4 separate regions of the Homo sapiens genome follow, and regions 2, 3 and 4 are each linked to region 1. Evidence: chromatin contacts called from ENCODE Hi-C or POLR2A ChIA-PET data. All regions are on one chromosome and are shown on one strand. Each heading gives the region's core, a stretch centred on a gene start or an enhancer-like site at or near the end of the contact. The rest is flanking DNA. Distances are from core to core; before and after follow the strand shown. Region 1 holds the start of SEC22A (SEC22 homolog A, vesicle trafficking protein). Region 2 holds the start of TMCC1 (transmembrane and coiled-coil domain family 1). Region 3 holds the start of ATP2C1 (ATPase secretory pathway Ca2+ transporting 1). Region 4 holds the start of IFT122 (intraflagellar transport 122).

What was found. A loop is a pair of places that touch in the nucleus more often than their neighbours do. ChIA-PET counts read pairs that join two places held with the same protein, here RNA polymerase II (POLR2A). Pooled maps may share reads with other maps.
Region 2: a map of CD4-positive, alpha-beta T cell shows a loop between it and region 1 (20-fold over the local background). The contact joins the promoter of TMCC1 here to the promoter of SEC22A in region 1. A Hi-C loop is called at or near these places in 2 of 168 maps with a recorded cell type or tissue (CD4-positive, alpha-beta T cell and CD8-positive, alpha-beta T cell) and 6 of 50 pooled maps.
Region 3: a map of CD4-positive, alpha-beta T cell shows a loop between it and region 1 (8-fold over the local background). The contact joins the promoter of ATP2C1 here to the promoter of SEC22A in region 1. A Hi-C loop is called at or near these places in 2 of 168 maps with a recorded cell type or tissue (CD4-positive, alpha-beta T cell and CD4-positive, alpha-beta memory T cell) and 5 of 50 pooled maps.
Region 4: a loop to region 1 is called in a map of naive thymus-derived CD4-positive, alpha-beta T cell, with 19 times the contacts of the local background. The contact joins the promoter of IFT122 here to the promoter of SEC22A in region 1. A Hi-C loop is called at or near these places in 1 of 168 maps with a recorded cell type or tissue (naive thymus-derived CD4-positive, alpha-beta T cell) and 6 of 50 pooled maps. POLR2A ChIA-PET finds 5 or more read pairs at or near these places in 1 of 52 experiments (T-cell).

What each region holds. Positions count from the first base shown.
Region 1 is chr3:123,200,470-123,203,614 of GRCh38, forward strand. SEC22A (SEC22 homolog A, vesicle trafficking protein) reads left to right here and starts at 1,474. Exons shown (of 7, transcript NM_012430.5): 1 at 1,474-1,517. RefSeq lists enhancers at 1,031-1,180, 1,191-1,270, 1,511-1,560.
Region 2 is chr3:129,892,269-129,895,602 of GRCh38, forward strand. TMCC1 (transmembrane and coiled-coil domain family 1) reads right to left here and starts at 1,443. Exons shown (of 7, transcript NM_001017395.5): 1 at 1,226-1,443. It overlaps TMCC1-DT (TMCC1 divergent transcript), which reads left to right and starts at 1,603. Exons shown (of 3, transcript NR_037893.1): 1 at 1,603-1,659. RefSeq lists enhancers at 25-817, 818-1,609 and a silencer at 971-1,700.
Region 3 is chr3:130,891,961-130,895,470 of GRCh38, forward strand. It overlaps ATP2C1 (ATPase secretory pathway Ca2+ transporting 1), which reads left to right and starts at 2,124. Exons shown (of 28, transcript NM_001378687.1): 1 at 2,124-2,377; 2 at 2,630-2,815. The coding sequence starts at 2,810. It overlaps LOC107986023 (a long non-coding RNA gene), which reads right to left and starts at 1,961. Exons shown (of 3, transcript XR_001740492.2): 1 at 896-1,961. RefSeq lists an enhancer at 1,679-1,898 and a silencer at 1,989-2,378.
Region 4 is chr3:129,438,630-129,442,060 of GRCh38, forward strand. IFT122 (intraflagellar transport 122) reads left to right here and starts at 1,595. Exons shown (of 30, transcript NM_052989.3): 1 at 1,595-1,742. The coding sequence starts at 1,702. MBD4 (methyl-CpG binding domain 4, DNA glycosylase) reads right to left here and starts at 1,319. Exons shown (of 8, transcript NM_001276270.2): 1 at 1,101-1,319. The coding sequence starts at 1,204. RefSeq lists enhancers at 1,149-1,228, 1,319-1,458, 1,659-1,868, 2,019-2,068, 2,099-2,148 and 1 more.

The sequences.
Region 1 (3,145 bases), core at 224-2,723:
AATACATTTATGTTGAGTATATATCTAGGACAAAATTTATGTTAGTTCAGGCCTTTCTTCTGAACTCTAGACCTACATATCCAAATCTACTTGACATCTCCATTTATAGGCATTTCAAATTTAACATATTCCAAACCATTTGCTCCTCTTTCTGTGTTCCATGAGTCAGTAAATGGCTTCTTAATCCATCTAGTTACTTAAGGAGTCATCCTTAATATTCCTTTTTGTTGACCCTTCCCGGCAAACCAATCCGTTATGAAGTCCCTTGGATACCATTTCTAATTTATACATATCTTGAAATTATCTACCTCTTTCTGTCTCTAACTCCCATTACACTAGTTCAAGCCCCATCATTTCTGGCTTTGCCTGACGCAACTGCCTCCAAATGGCTTTCCAGCAGCCCTTCTTGCCCTTTTCCACACTATTCTCCACAAACAGCCTGAGTGATTCTTAAATATGCAAATAGGATCCTACTTAATAGTCTTTATTAGCTGCCCATTGACCTTGGGCTGAGATGAGACAAGGGCCAGACCATGCTGACTCTTATTGGCCACATTACAGATTTCAGGCTGTATTTTGGAAGATATCTTAAGGTCAACGGGCAAAGTTTCTCCTTGCTCCCTACACTCCATCCACACTGACTCCCTTTTAGTTCCTAGAGCACAAGAAGTTCTTTCATGCCCCGACAACCTCACACAATATTTCCTTGGCGGGGAACATTCTCTAAGGCTCTTCAATATGCCTGCCGCTTAAAAGGCACTTATTCAGAAGTCTTTTCCCTGATAGTCCAAAATTAATTGATCATTGCACCCACTAATTTTCCCTCCCAATACTGACAATTTGTAGTTCTGTAACTATTTATGCTTTAATATCTCTTGCTCCAATTACTCCTTAAATTCCATCAAGTGTTATGTCCACTCCTGTAACCCCGTGCTTAACACGGTGCTTGGCACATGGTAAACAGTCAGGAAATGCCTGTTTAATAATGCATGACCGATGCGAAGGCTGGAAGGGGTCGCAGGGTCAGCATCTGGCACTTCTCTGCCATGGTTAGTTTCCTTCTTGTGTGTGGGAATAGACGGGGCCAGGTCTTCTCCTTGCTCACCCAGAGGGGGCTTTTCTCCCTGTCCCCTTTATAAGTGTCTGCTGTAGGGCCGCGTGTGAGAGACAAAATGCCTGCAGAAACAGGGCGGCGAGCGGAAGAGATTGGCCCTATTTCTGAAGTCAACGTAGTTCTGTCATCAGAGGATGCTGTACTTTTCTGGCGCAGGTGCGAGAGAAGCTGCCAATCTCTCCTGGAGCGGGTGGGACTAAGGAGGGCCCCGGGAGCTGGGGGGTTGTTGTGTCCTTCCTGCAGAACCCGATTGGCCTGGGTGAGCTGAGGGAACGGGGGCGTGGTTTGATTCCGCGGGCGCGAGCCACGTTGGACGCGCCGCAGCGTCGCCGAAAGGTCCCTCCCAGGCCCCACAATGCACTTCGGGGCGCGTCACTCGGAGCGGCGGGTCCCGTCTCGACAGGTACTCCCCGGCCCCTCCCAGTCCTCTTCTTCCTTTCTTAGGGGTCGTTCGAATCCCTGCCGGCCTCTCCCCTCCCGCTCCCTGCCTCTCGCCACAGCCTCGGCCTTCGCCCTCGGGATTGAAGACCTACCCCACGGGCAGGAGCCAAGTCCGTGCCTTTGGGATGGGAGTCGGGGCCGCGGAGCTCTGGAGGGACGGGCAAGCGGGGACCCCGTCCCCTTCGACTTGAGGGTTCTCTGGGGCCAGGCGGGCGGCGGTTGCGCCTCGTCTGAGCCGCCTCGGGTGTTGGGCAGCCAGGAAAGGAGTGTTTGAAGGGGAGGGACAGTCGCACTTGGCTGTCAGCATGGTGGTGGGGATTCCCTGGCGCCCAGGTGTCAGAAACACGGTGATCTACCTGTGTAGGTGGCCCATGAGAGCTTGAGGTGGCATTTCCTATTTCTTTTAGGCAGAATGGGACTTGAACCAGTGTCTTACTTTACGTTTTGTGGGGATGGAGTGAGCCCTGAGCCCAGATATTTGCCCGCGTTGGCTCACGGAAATCTCTTGAGACCCTGTCTCAAGAGTCACTTTGGGAACGATGTGGCAGAAGGGAGACCTGAGCAATTGGCTCGGCAAGTGGAGGAGGCTTCCAAAAGAAAAGGACAAGCCCCAGCTGGCTTGAATCTCTCTGCCAGTGAAGACAGCTTAAGATAATTTTTCCCTGCTGCTTAGTTTCCTGGATCATCCACCTGGGGCAGGGGGCGAGCTTGAGAACCAGTCCCTCCTATGCCTATTCAGCCAAGGCAAAGCCTAGCCCAGAGCAAAAGTATCAGCCACCAGACTGGAGATGTTGGGATCTTCAGTCAGGGGAACAGCCACTTTTCAAACTCTGAATCACTTTCCATGTTACTGATATTTGCTTACATGCTAAGATTGTAAGGAATCAGGCAATGCCTTAAACGGTACCTACAATTTCTGATATATTAAGGTTCATTCAGTATTTGACTCTGACACCTGTGACCATATCCTAAAGTAATGGGACATTCGGGTATTTCCTATGTTGAAAACCATCACATCTGTTTAGTGCCTTTTTTTTTTTTTTTTTTTTTTTTTTTTTTTTTTGCGTGCAACTGGTTAAAATCGAAGTATATCTTATGTTGGTATATGAAAGAGGCCTAGGTCTTATCACAGGGGTGCCTGTGACCTTCCTTGAGTGTCTCACAGAGTTGTTAGAATTGGGCCTGAGTTTAAATCCCTACTTTGTCACCTACTCGTTTAGGGATTAAAAAAAATTCCTCAAGCTTTCTGGGCTTGAATTTCCTCAAAGGTAAAATGGAACTAATAATACCTATCTCACAGGTTTTTGGAACGCTTAAATGAGGTAATGTGTATAAAGTGCGTGGTCCATGGAGAGTAATCAATAAATAATACAGCAAATATTTAATGTAGTGCTTTTAGCATGTTACAAGGCAATGTTTCAGGCACTTTACATGATCCTATGAGATAGATACTATTGTCATCTTTAAAACAAGCCTATGAGATAGATGCTATTAGTAGCCACAATATATAGATGTGGAAATTGAGATATAGAAAGGCAAAGCTTGTCCAAATTTACATGGCTGGTAGATGGTGGAGCCAGGATTAGAACC
Region 2 (3,334 bases), core at 193-2,692, 6.7 Mb after region 1:
TTTTTAATCTTTCTACACTAGCCAGAGAGTGGGTGATTGCAAAAAAATACAAGCCAACTCTGTTGGTAGAGGACAGGGTTATTAAGTTAAAATCCCATCTATAAGCATCGTTTTGTCACATGACACTAGTAAAACTACCACCTACTCACAATTTGAGTTTCAATCTCCTAATATACAGAGAAAAAAATGTATCTACCTCCTGGAACAAATCAAAGTTTTGTTTTATTTTAAAGCAGCTATCTGATATTTATGCCCTGGATTTTTTTTTTTTAAGAACAGAATAAGCTAATTTAGGAATTCACACCTTTCGTAGAGATGCTTATGGTACAGGTACCTCTGACGGCTAGGCTCTACCAACACTAACGTGTAACGTGTCACAAAAGCCAACGGGCGTTGCGGGGGCCGGGGGTAGCCAACAGCTCAAGTGGGCTGCTTCACTCCGTGGCAGATTCACCTGGGGATTCCTCACCAAGAATGTTGTTAAGGGACGAACCAAACCAACCACAAATGATACCCCTTTACCGAGGCTGAAAAAGCAGAGATTCGCAAGCTATAAACGAATCTCTGGCCCTTTAGGGAAGGTGCAACTCGCTGCACCTCTTTCCCCTATCCTACAGGGGTTAACAGGGGGCATCCTGAGGCCGAGACCAAGCCCAGCCAGCTCCTCCTCACATCCCACCTCCCACTACATATTCTCCCCAGTACGCCGGGCTCCCTCCTCCCCTCGAAAGACAGTTCAAAATCAAAACAATAGGTGCAAAACTGGTTTCAGGTGGAAATGGCTGAGTCCTGGTGGCTAACTTCTGGGACGCCATGGCGATCGAGGGCTCCTAAAACCCCAGATTCCGACGGGAACCGGCTCCTAAACAGTCCCTCGGGCCTCGGCCCGACTTCTCACACGCCCCTCCCTCACCTCGGCCCTGGGATGCTGGGAAGGGAACGAGGCGAGGGGCTGGAGGGGAACCCCAGGTCAAAATGACAGCGGAATGAGCCGGGAAAGGAAAGAGGCCCCGTGGGATGCTGGGGGTCGAGTCCTAGGCCCGGGGCTTCAACCTCGAACGGGGGCGACGGCAGGTCCCAGCCCCGACAGGCCGCGAGCGGGAGGCCAGGCCCGCGTCCGCTGCGCCGCCAGGCCACGCTCCCTCACGACTGTCCCCACCCACCGCGGAGGGCCGTGAGGGGGCCGCGACCGCCGCCAGCGTCCGGGGCGGGGGCGCTCACTCACCGGCGGGGAGGGGAGGAGCAGCCGGCGTCTCCGCCAGCGCCGTCGCTCGAGCTCAAGCGCCTGCTCCTTCCACTGCGGCCGCCGCACCCGGTCCATCCCCCACAACCACCCCCCCCTCCCGACCCTCCCCCCGCGCCGCCTCAGCCGCCGCCGCCTCAGTCACCGCCACCGCCGCCGCCGCCTCAGCCCCGGCGCGGGAGGGCGAACCGGCGCGAGAGAGCGAGCGCGCGCGCGCCCCCGCCACAGCCGCCACCGCCCACAACCTCCGCCCCCGGCCGGCGGCGCACGCGCAAGGGAGCGGGCGGACGGGCGCGCGCACGCCGCAGGGGCGGGGATGGGCCCTGGAAGGCGTGGCCCCTCCCCTAGCCCGCCTTCCCACGCGGTCTCTGGGCTGGTTGAGCTGCGCCGCTGCAGGTAGTGCTGAGTTGCTCCAGGTAAGCTCCTCCTCTCAAAAAGCTCTAGGAACCGAGCCACCCTCGCCCTAGGAGCAACGCCCCTGAGTAATATGGGGTTTCGTCGGATTTCTGCCCGCCGCTCTGGATCACACGTTTGTTCTCCCTATTTGAGTCGCAAGGCCTTCCTTCATTCCACCTAGCAGGCTGCTTGGAAAAGGGCAGAGACTCATTACTTTGCACCAGGTATTACCACTGAAGGGATTGTAAGCAGCCACCAGCCCATCCCTTTATAATTCCCATTTTCCTAATTTATTTTATTTTTATTACTTATGTAATGAGGCTTCTTCCGTGTTCAAGGAGCTGGGAGTACCATATGGGGTCAACGGAGTCCCTGGTCTCATGAAGTTTGAGATCTGGTGGAGAAGGAAAACATTCATGGGAGAATCAGACAAAATTAAGTTTTCAATTAGTAAAAATCTTCTGAGAGGTATATGGTACTAAGAGAATCTTTATGGGGGAATTGATTTAGTTGAGGATGAAGAGGGTAGAATCTGAGGAATTGAGTTGGGAGGAGTTAGTTGCTCCAAGGGGTGAGGTCTTGGCATGGCCAGAATGGGGAGCGCTAAAGAATATTGAATGTGGAGTAGACTGCGAGTGTGGGAAGAGGTAGGCGAGAACAGGTGAGGATTGGGGACCTATTTATTTATTTATTTATTGAGACAGAGTCTCACTCTGTCACCCAGGTCACCCAGGCTGGAGTGCAATGGCTCGATCTCAGCTCACTGCAACCTCCGCCTCCTGGGTTCAAGCGATTCTCCTGTCTCAGCCTCCGGAGTAGCTGGACTACCAGCGCACGCCAGCGCACCTGGCTAATTTTTGTATTTTTAGTAGAGATGGGGTTTCGCCATCTTGGCCAGGCTGGTCTGGAACTCCTGACCTTGTGATCTGCCCGCCTCGGCCTCCCAAAGTGCTGGGATTGCAGGCATGAGCCACCACACCCGGCCGGATTTGGGACTTTAATCTGAGTGCTTGGTAGAAGCTATTCAGGTTTTTTTCAGCAGGGTTGCAGGGGAAATAACTTGATCATTATGTCTGTTTTTTGTTTTTGAGAGGCAGACTGGAGTGCAGTGGCGCGATCTCGGCTCCCTGCAATCTCTGCCTCCCGGGTTCAAGTGATTTTCCTGCCTCAGCCTCCCTAGTACCTGGGACTACAGGTGCACGCCACTGCACCCAGCTAATTTTTTTAGTATTTTTAGTAGAAACGGGGTTTCACCATGTTGGCCAGGATGGTCTGAATCTCCTGACTTCATGATCCACCCACCTCGGCCTCCCAAAGTGCTGGGATTACAGGTGTGAGCCACCTTGCCCCCAGCCCATTATGTCTGTTTTTAAGTTACTTAGATAGCAACGTGAAGAGTGGTCTGATGGGAGTCTCAAAGCTGGGGCCGGGAAGCCAGTTAGGAGGCCACTGGCCACATAGTCAAGGCAAAGTAGGAGGGTAGTGACAGAGAAGAGTGCTAATGTAGTGGTAAAATGGACAGGACTTGGCAATAAATTGAATGAGGAGTGAAGGAGAAGGAGGTGGCAAGGTTTACTTAGATTTGAGGTTGGTGGAGGATGCATTTATAGATTTCAGAAGCACTGAAGGAGCCACCTGAGGTAACTCAAAATGGATGATAAACCTAAATTTAAAAGCTAAACCTATAAAAGAAAA
Region 3 (3,510 bases), core at 874-3,373, 7.7 Mb after region 1:
TTGGTAAAGTTGATCTTGATCTTACCAGTTTCTTTTTTGGCTTAGTAATAGGAACAATGATTTTCATAATTTAGGGGACCAAAAGTAAAATTTCAGTTTAAGTCATTTTAGGAATAAACCATGGAGCTATAAATCTTTTGGAGGAGTTATAGATTCAGTGTTAATGCTAGAGTATTGCAGTATATTAATACAACAGATAGTTCTGAAAAGTTGCTTTAGAAAAATGTTTCAGCTAAAGTGACCCAATACCAAATTCTGTACAGTTACCCTCTATTTTGTAAATGCATATGTTAATATCAAAGTATTTATATTGTGTAATTTCCTACCTTAGGTGCTTTTGTTTTTAATATAATGCTGTTTCAAGGTCGAATATGTACAGTAATAACTGTTACAAATTGATTACGAGAGATCACAATCATTGTACAAATCACAGGCTATGTCATTGTGTAGACAAAAATCACTGACCATGCATGCCAGAGGTGGATCATAAATAGTAACTCCTAAGACTAGAAATCTACTTGATATTTTTATGGGTTCATCTTTAAAAGTGACCTCGCTGAATAAAAGTTCAATATTTCTTAAAAGAAAGGTAAATCTAAAAACCGTCCAGAATTTTCGATCCTAGTCTAGTACCACTTACTTGGGAACAAATATAGAAGCACAGGCAACCCCGTCCGTTAATTTGGCTCCGTCATTGTGCAGACAAAAATCACTGACCATGCATGCCAGAGGTGGATCATAGTTAACTCGTTAAGACTAGAAATCTACTTGATAGTGATTTTTATGGGTTCATCTTTAAAAGTGACCTCGCTGAATAAAAGTTCAATATTTCTTAAAAGAAAGGTAAATCTAGAAAGCTGTCCAGAATTTTCAATCCTAGTCTAGTACCACTTACTTGGGAACAAATATAGAAACACAGGCAACCCCGTCCGTTAATTCTGATGTTGAACGTGTGGTTAGAGAGCACACTGCGATATGTTACAGGACCTGAGATAAAAAGCAAATTTGTAAAGTGTCTAAGTGTTGATGGAGAAAAACACATCTAGCATATACGGAAATTTTCTTTTGAGTTCTCTGTAGGATGATCACCAACTCAGTAGGTGAAGCCCTGCCCTCTAGTGGTTATGGGTGTGAGAGGACTTCTGTTCAACATTATATGTCTGGCTCACCACGGTTTATTAAAACCAATCGTTCATTAAAAAGCACTTATTAGGGGTCTGGGTAAGATGCCGAGCAAGTGAAATGTTTACGTGTGAAAAGGCATTGACACTGGACAAAGGTACAGCTGCTAAAAGAAGTGCTCGTTCATTGGCTTCGACAGCTGTACGACTGGTTTCTAATTGCTGTTCCAGCCTCTCCCCAGTTCCATATACCACAAACGAATGAAAAAGATTAGCTCTCCCTGGAGCTCTCTGAGGCTGAACCTTGCTCTCTCATTACACATGGTAACTAAGCACACCCCTTAAAGAATTTTGGGAAGTCGCCCCGCGATTACCGGCTCCCCCAAGAACCAAGCAGTCAGTGCAGGGTTTTGCAAGTGAGAGTGCGAGACTCGGGAGGCTGCTCACGGTGCTCCAGTCCCTGGCAGGAGCATGGACACCTCGCCCCTTCCTTCCGTGGGCCTCAACGTTGCCTGCTGAGATTGTGACTGCCACCCCGACGGGAGCAGCTTCCCCTACAGACTTTGTAGAGAGCGCTTAAACGCCTCGGGGACAGCGGCCATGACTCTCAGCTTGGGCCGACCCCGCGGCCGCCCCACGGGAATGCGTGGCCGACACGGGGCGTGGGCGAATCTCCGACCCTCGCGTTCAGGGGGTGCATATAAACGGGCGGACACCGTCCCTGGGGTAAGGGAGGCGCCAGCAAGAACAAGGCGGGCCACCAACCCCGAGCGACCTCCTACCGGACGGATCCAAACCCAAACATTGTCCATTCCGGGCCGAAGTCTCGGCCTTCACTTCACTTCCGCCTTCCCAGCCCGTGAACACGAATGCGCCTGCGCGCACCTCTCTCAGCGGAAGTAATAGTGACAAAGCTGGGTTCGCGGCTGGCCCAGGAGTGCGGGGCGCGACTGGGCGGCCGGCGGCGGGGAGGGGCGGAGCGCAGGAGTCGGAGGCGGGAGCAGACCAGCACGGCCTCGCGGAGCCGGCCCGGCGGACCGTGACGGGTCCCCTCACCTCCTCTTCTCTCCCCTCCCCGCCCGCCCTCTCTCCCTCCCTTCCTCCCTCCCGCTCGCTTCTTCTCACGCCGGGAGCAGGCTCCCGCCTCGCACCGCTGCCCCGCGAGCAGCTCCTCTTCTCCCGAGGCGCGCGGGGCGCCCCCGCGAGCCCCGCGGCTGAGACCCCGCAGCCTGGAGGAGGGCTGTCCGGGGCTTTGGGTGGGTACCAGTATTACCTCCTGCCCCCATTTCTAGAAACTTCCAGGTTCTGAAGGAAGGGGAGGTTCGGGTATCCCCTGGATGGGGGGGCATCTCTAGGGCGCCGCCCCGCTGGCGTGAGCTGGGGACGTTGCGGGCACACGACGGGGCGGGTGCGGGATCTTGGGGAGGGGGGCTCCCGAGATAGTGGCTGGGCGGGGAACTCCTTCCTCAGCCTCTCGTCAGCGCCGCTTCTCCTGGTTTCTCTTGCAGATGCTGCTGCTAGGGGTGGTGGGAGCAGCCGTGGGACGCGTGGCCGGGAGCGGGGGTGACAGCCTGGGATTCCGGGGGCTTCTCTTCCTTGTCCTCCTCCTCTCCTCTCTATTCCCAGTGTGGCCGTGGCTGACACTAAAGACTTTGTAGCCATCAACCCGAGTGCAGTTTCGATGGAAAATGAAGGTAAAGGCCCCTGGCCGACCGGTTGCAACGCGGAGTTGAGGGTGTGGTGGTTTGCTTTTAAGTTGTCTTTGTTTTTCCACCTTTTTATTTTCGTGAGCTTATTTATTTACTGTGTATGTGAAGTGTCCAAGGATTTGCTTACTTAGGGTATCCAGCTTTTATTTTGGTAACATGGGGCATTTGAGAGATTGAGGTTCTGTGGGTGACTGAGCTTGATTCAGCTTTCTTGAGGAATTCCTGCTCTCTTCAGCTTAGGGAATGAGAGGGAAGTTTTCATTTCAGATAGCGTCTGTGCATGTTTAAATAGCTATTTGAAAGGAATTACTCGAGGGGAAGTGGAAATGGGGGACAAGGGGATGGGGCTGCATCTCTGTATATTGGCGTTTCAAGCCTCGATGTGGTGTGTGGCAGGATTCATTTATAAGAAAGCAAGCCATGTTTTATTATGTCTAGCATTGGGGAAAAAACTCATTATTTTTCAATTCACAAAAAAAACCCAGTGAATTTAATGAAATGTTATGAGATGAGTGCTTTTCTTAAAGTTCCACCCTATTTCAAAACATCATTTAGGAGGCTGACAGCGGAACCTGTTTGTTCACTGTACACTTTGGACACATTAGATCGTCATTCACATGTTACATGATCCCTTTGGCCTCGTTAAAATATTTAATGCTTTTCCTACACAGCACTGATTA
Region 4 (3,431 bases), core at 345-2,844, 6.2 Mb after region 1:
GCAAGGTGGCTCATTCCTGTAATGCTAGCACTTTGGGAGGAGGAAGTGGGAAGATCACCTGATCCCAAGAGTTTGAGACCAGCCTGGAGAGCACAGTGAGATCCTCGTCTTTGCAAAAAATGAAAAAAAAAACCCAAAAAAACAAAAAAAAACAAGCAACCGGGCGTGGTGGAGCATACCTGTGGTCCCAGCTACTAAGGAGGCCGGGGTAGGAGGACTGCTTAAGTCCGGCAGGTCAAGGCTTCAGGGAGCTATGATTGTGCCACTGCACTCCAGCCTGGGTGACAGAGCGAGACCTCATCTCAAAAAAAAACCCACTAAACTAAAACTTCATTAAAGTTCCAATGTGTCTTCTATGATGAAAACATACTTTTAAAATTAAAAAAAAAATTTCAGTAAAGTGTATCCTAATCACTAAACCACAGATTGTAAAAGGTGGATGGGTCTAGAGAGATCATTTAACCCAAGTTCTTTTCTACAAATAGGGAAACTGCAAGAACTAGAATTAGAATCAAGGTTTTCTGATGTAATTTGGGGTAAAATAATTTTGAGGAGCTGGATGGATCTTATGAAATGATATTGTTTACAATTTTAGAGATAAAAATACTGAAGCCTGGTGGAATCAGCACAAACTCTTAAGAGACTGGGGCTCAAATTCCAGCTCTACCAGCTGTAAGTTTAGCAGCAAGTTACTTAACATCTCAAAGTCTCGGTAAAAGACTCTGTAAAAAGAAGGTGATGCCTCTTTCAAAGTAGTTCTTAGTATTAAATTTTGAAAAAAGTAGGTAAATCTTAACCTCCTATCACACACGTAGTCTAATGACTTCCTAGGATCCTCCAACCCCAAGGGGACCTCTTTCACAAAACCTCCCGGCTCCCCCCCAGTCTCCCTAGTCATCTTAGATGAGGAAGTCGAGCGCACCCCAGGGCTGATCGCACAGGAAGAGCACCTGGGCTCCAGACCCTAGTAACTAAACCCGTGGGCTTCGAGGTTTCTGCCGACCCTCTGTCAAAGGTTAGAAAGGCCCACACACTGTCCACTCTCCCGATACCATTTTACAGGTGGTGAAACTGAGGCCCAAAAGGGGACAGTAACTTACCGGAGGTCATTCGGCGGGTCTGGGACTAGGCGCTCACTAGAGGTGACGGTGGGGGCAGCTCCGCGGTCCCCCAGACTCAGACTCTCCAGCCCAGTCGTGCCCATCGAGCAGGGTCCGGCTGCAGCAACGAGCCCAGCGCCGCAACGCCCAGGGTGTGGGGCGGAGTAAGATGTGAAACCTCTTCAGCTCACGGCACCGGGCTGCAACCGAGGTCTGAATGTTGCGAAAGCGCCCCAGACGCCGCCGCTGCTTTCCGGCCGCCCCCTCGGCTACAGCCGCCATTTCCACGCTCCACCAATCAAATCCATTCTCGAGGAAGACGCACCGCCCCCACACGCCCCGACCAATCGCTCGCGCTCTGGTTGCGCTGGCGCCTTAGGGGCTCCAGTGCCACCATTGCTTTTGCTGCTTTTCTGGCTTTCCCTTTCGGACATGCGCGCTCGGAGCAAGGCGCCCTCGCACTCAGCTTACCGCGCATGTACGTTGCCAGGGGTAACGCAGGTAGCCAAAGTGGCTTGTGGAGTGGCGACCGTTAGTGAGGCGGTTGCTGAGACAGACGCTGAGGCGGGTAGGAGGAGCCCGAGCCGTAAGGGAAGCCGTGATGAGGGCCGTGTTGACGTGGAGAGATAAAGCCGAGCACTGGTGAGGAGCGGGGCGGTTCGCGAAGAGCAGGAGGTCGAGTCCTCGCGGGGAGTGCGCGAGCCGCTGCAGCGTGTTTGAGGGGGGCAGCGGGCTTGCTGCCTGGGCCGAGGGCACTGAACCCCGGCCTGGGAGACTGCAGGGTCGCCCTCCCGCCCCTTGGCGGTTGGAGAAACTCCCGAGGGTTGGAGAGCGGCAAAGGGAGGTGCCGCGCCTGAGGTGGTGGCGGGTGGAGGCGGCTCTTCCCTCACGGTCTGGCCCTGTCGCTGCCTTGGATTCATCTCACACCCACGAGACAGCACGAAGCTGCTCAAGCTTCACAGTTCTTGCCACATCCACATAGTACCCATACTCTTGTTTTCTTGACGTTTTTCTCTAAATTGTCTCATTTATTTTAATTATGATTTCACATTTTACAAGGAAACTTTATTACTCCATTTATGAAAACCAGTGTCACTTGCTCTAAATGTTAAGATAAAATCAGCGTCGCTTGCTCTAAGTGTAAAAGTAAAACTTAAAGTAGGGAGAAACAAAACTGAACAAGCTGTAGCTAGCTATTGTTGCTAGGGAGCCTTTAAACCTGAGATCTCGTTTCTCTAAAACTGGAGATGGGCAGGTATGATCAGAAAGGTGCTCAAAATGAGCACCAAACACAAGCTCTCCTAATTGGGAAGTCTGAAAAAGAACTGAAGGGGAATGACTTTGTCACCTTTTGATTCAGTTATTTAATGTCCTATTCCATTGTTATCGCCTAAATCTATAACATAGCAGTCTGTTTTGTCATATTCTTACTTATGGGATAGGTCTTGGCCTGACTTTGAAAATCATTCAGCATTGTTGTGAAGCCTCTGTTCTGGCCACTGGAGCAGGTTACTTGTCTTTGGTTCTGTCCCTTCTGAGATCTTTCTCTGTGTAAAGCATGCCGTCTCTCCTCATCTCACACGGAAATCCTGAACATCCTTCAAGGCTCACGTTGGAGACGGGTCCTCTCTTTTGTGTTCGGCACTAGTGGTAGCTGACACTATGTGCCAGGTGCTGGCTAAGCACTTCATATCCTTTATCTCGTTGTGTCTTCACCACTCTCTAAGGTAGGTACTATAATTTCCTCTATTTTATGTATGAGGAAACTGAAGCCCAGAGAGGGTGGATAATTTGCCAGCGTCACACAGTGAGGGGTGGAACCAGCTTTCAAGCTCAGGTCTTCCTCACTCCAACGTCAACGCTCTCAGCCACTACATTAATTTTTCCTTATGTTACAGACGTGGCAAACTCAAATGTCTGCAGGAGACAGGCAGGTAACATAAATGGGAGATGTTTATTTGCATCTTCAACACTAGGAATTGTATGTTTTCCCTAGGAATAGTCTTGTATTCTGTACCCCATTTTTCTTGAAACACAGCCGTATCAGTGAATCTTTCATTTGTACTTTTAATAGAGATTTGAGTTTTAAAAAATCATTTTACTTTTAACTTTATTATAAACGTACCTATAGCACAAGCTGATGATAGCTGGCAACTGAACATTTGGCTTCAATGTCAGAGTAATAGAGTGTGGCAAACTGCAGAGCTCATGCTCGGCCTAAAAGGGGCAGCTGCTGCTCAGCTCCTGCCAATTACCACCATGCAGGAATTTGGCCTAGTGTGCTCAGCTCTTCCTGTTTTTACCAGAAGCTAGGAATCTGGGTTTTTATGT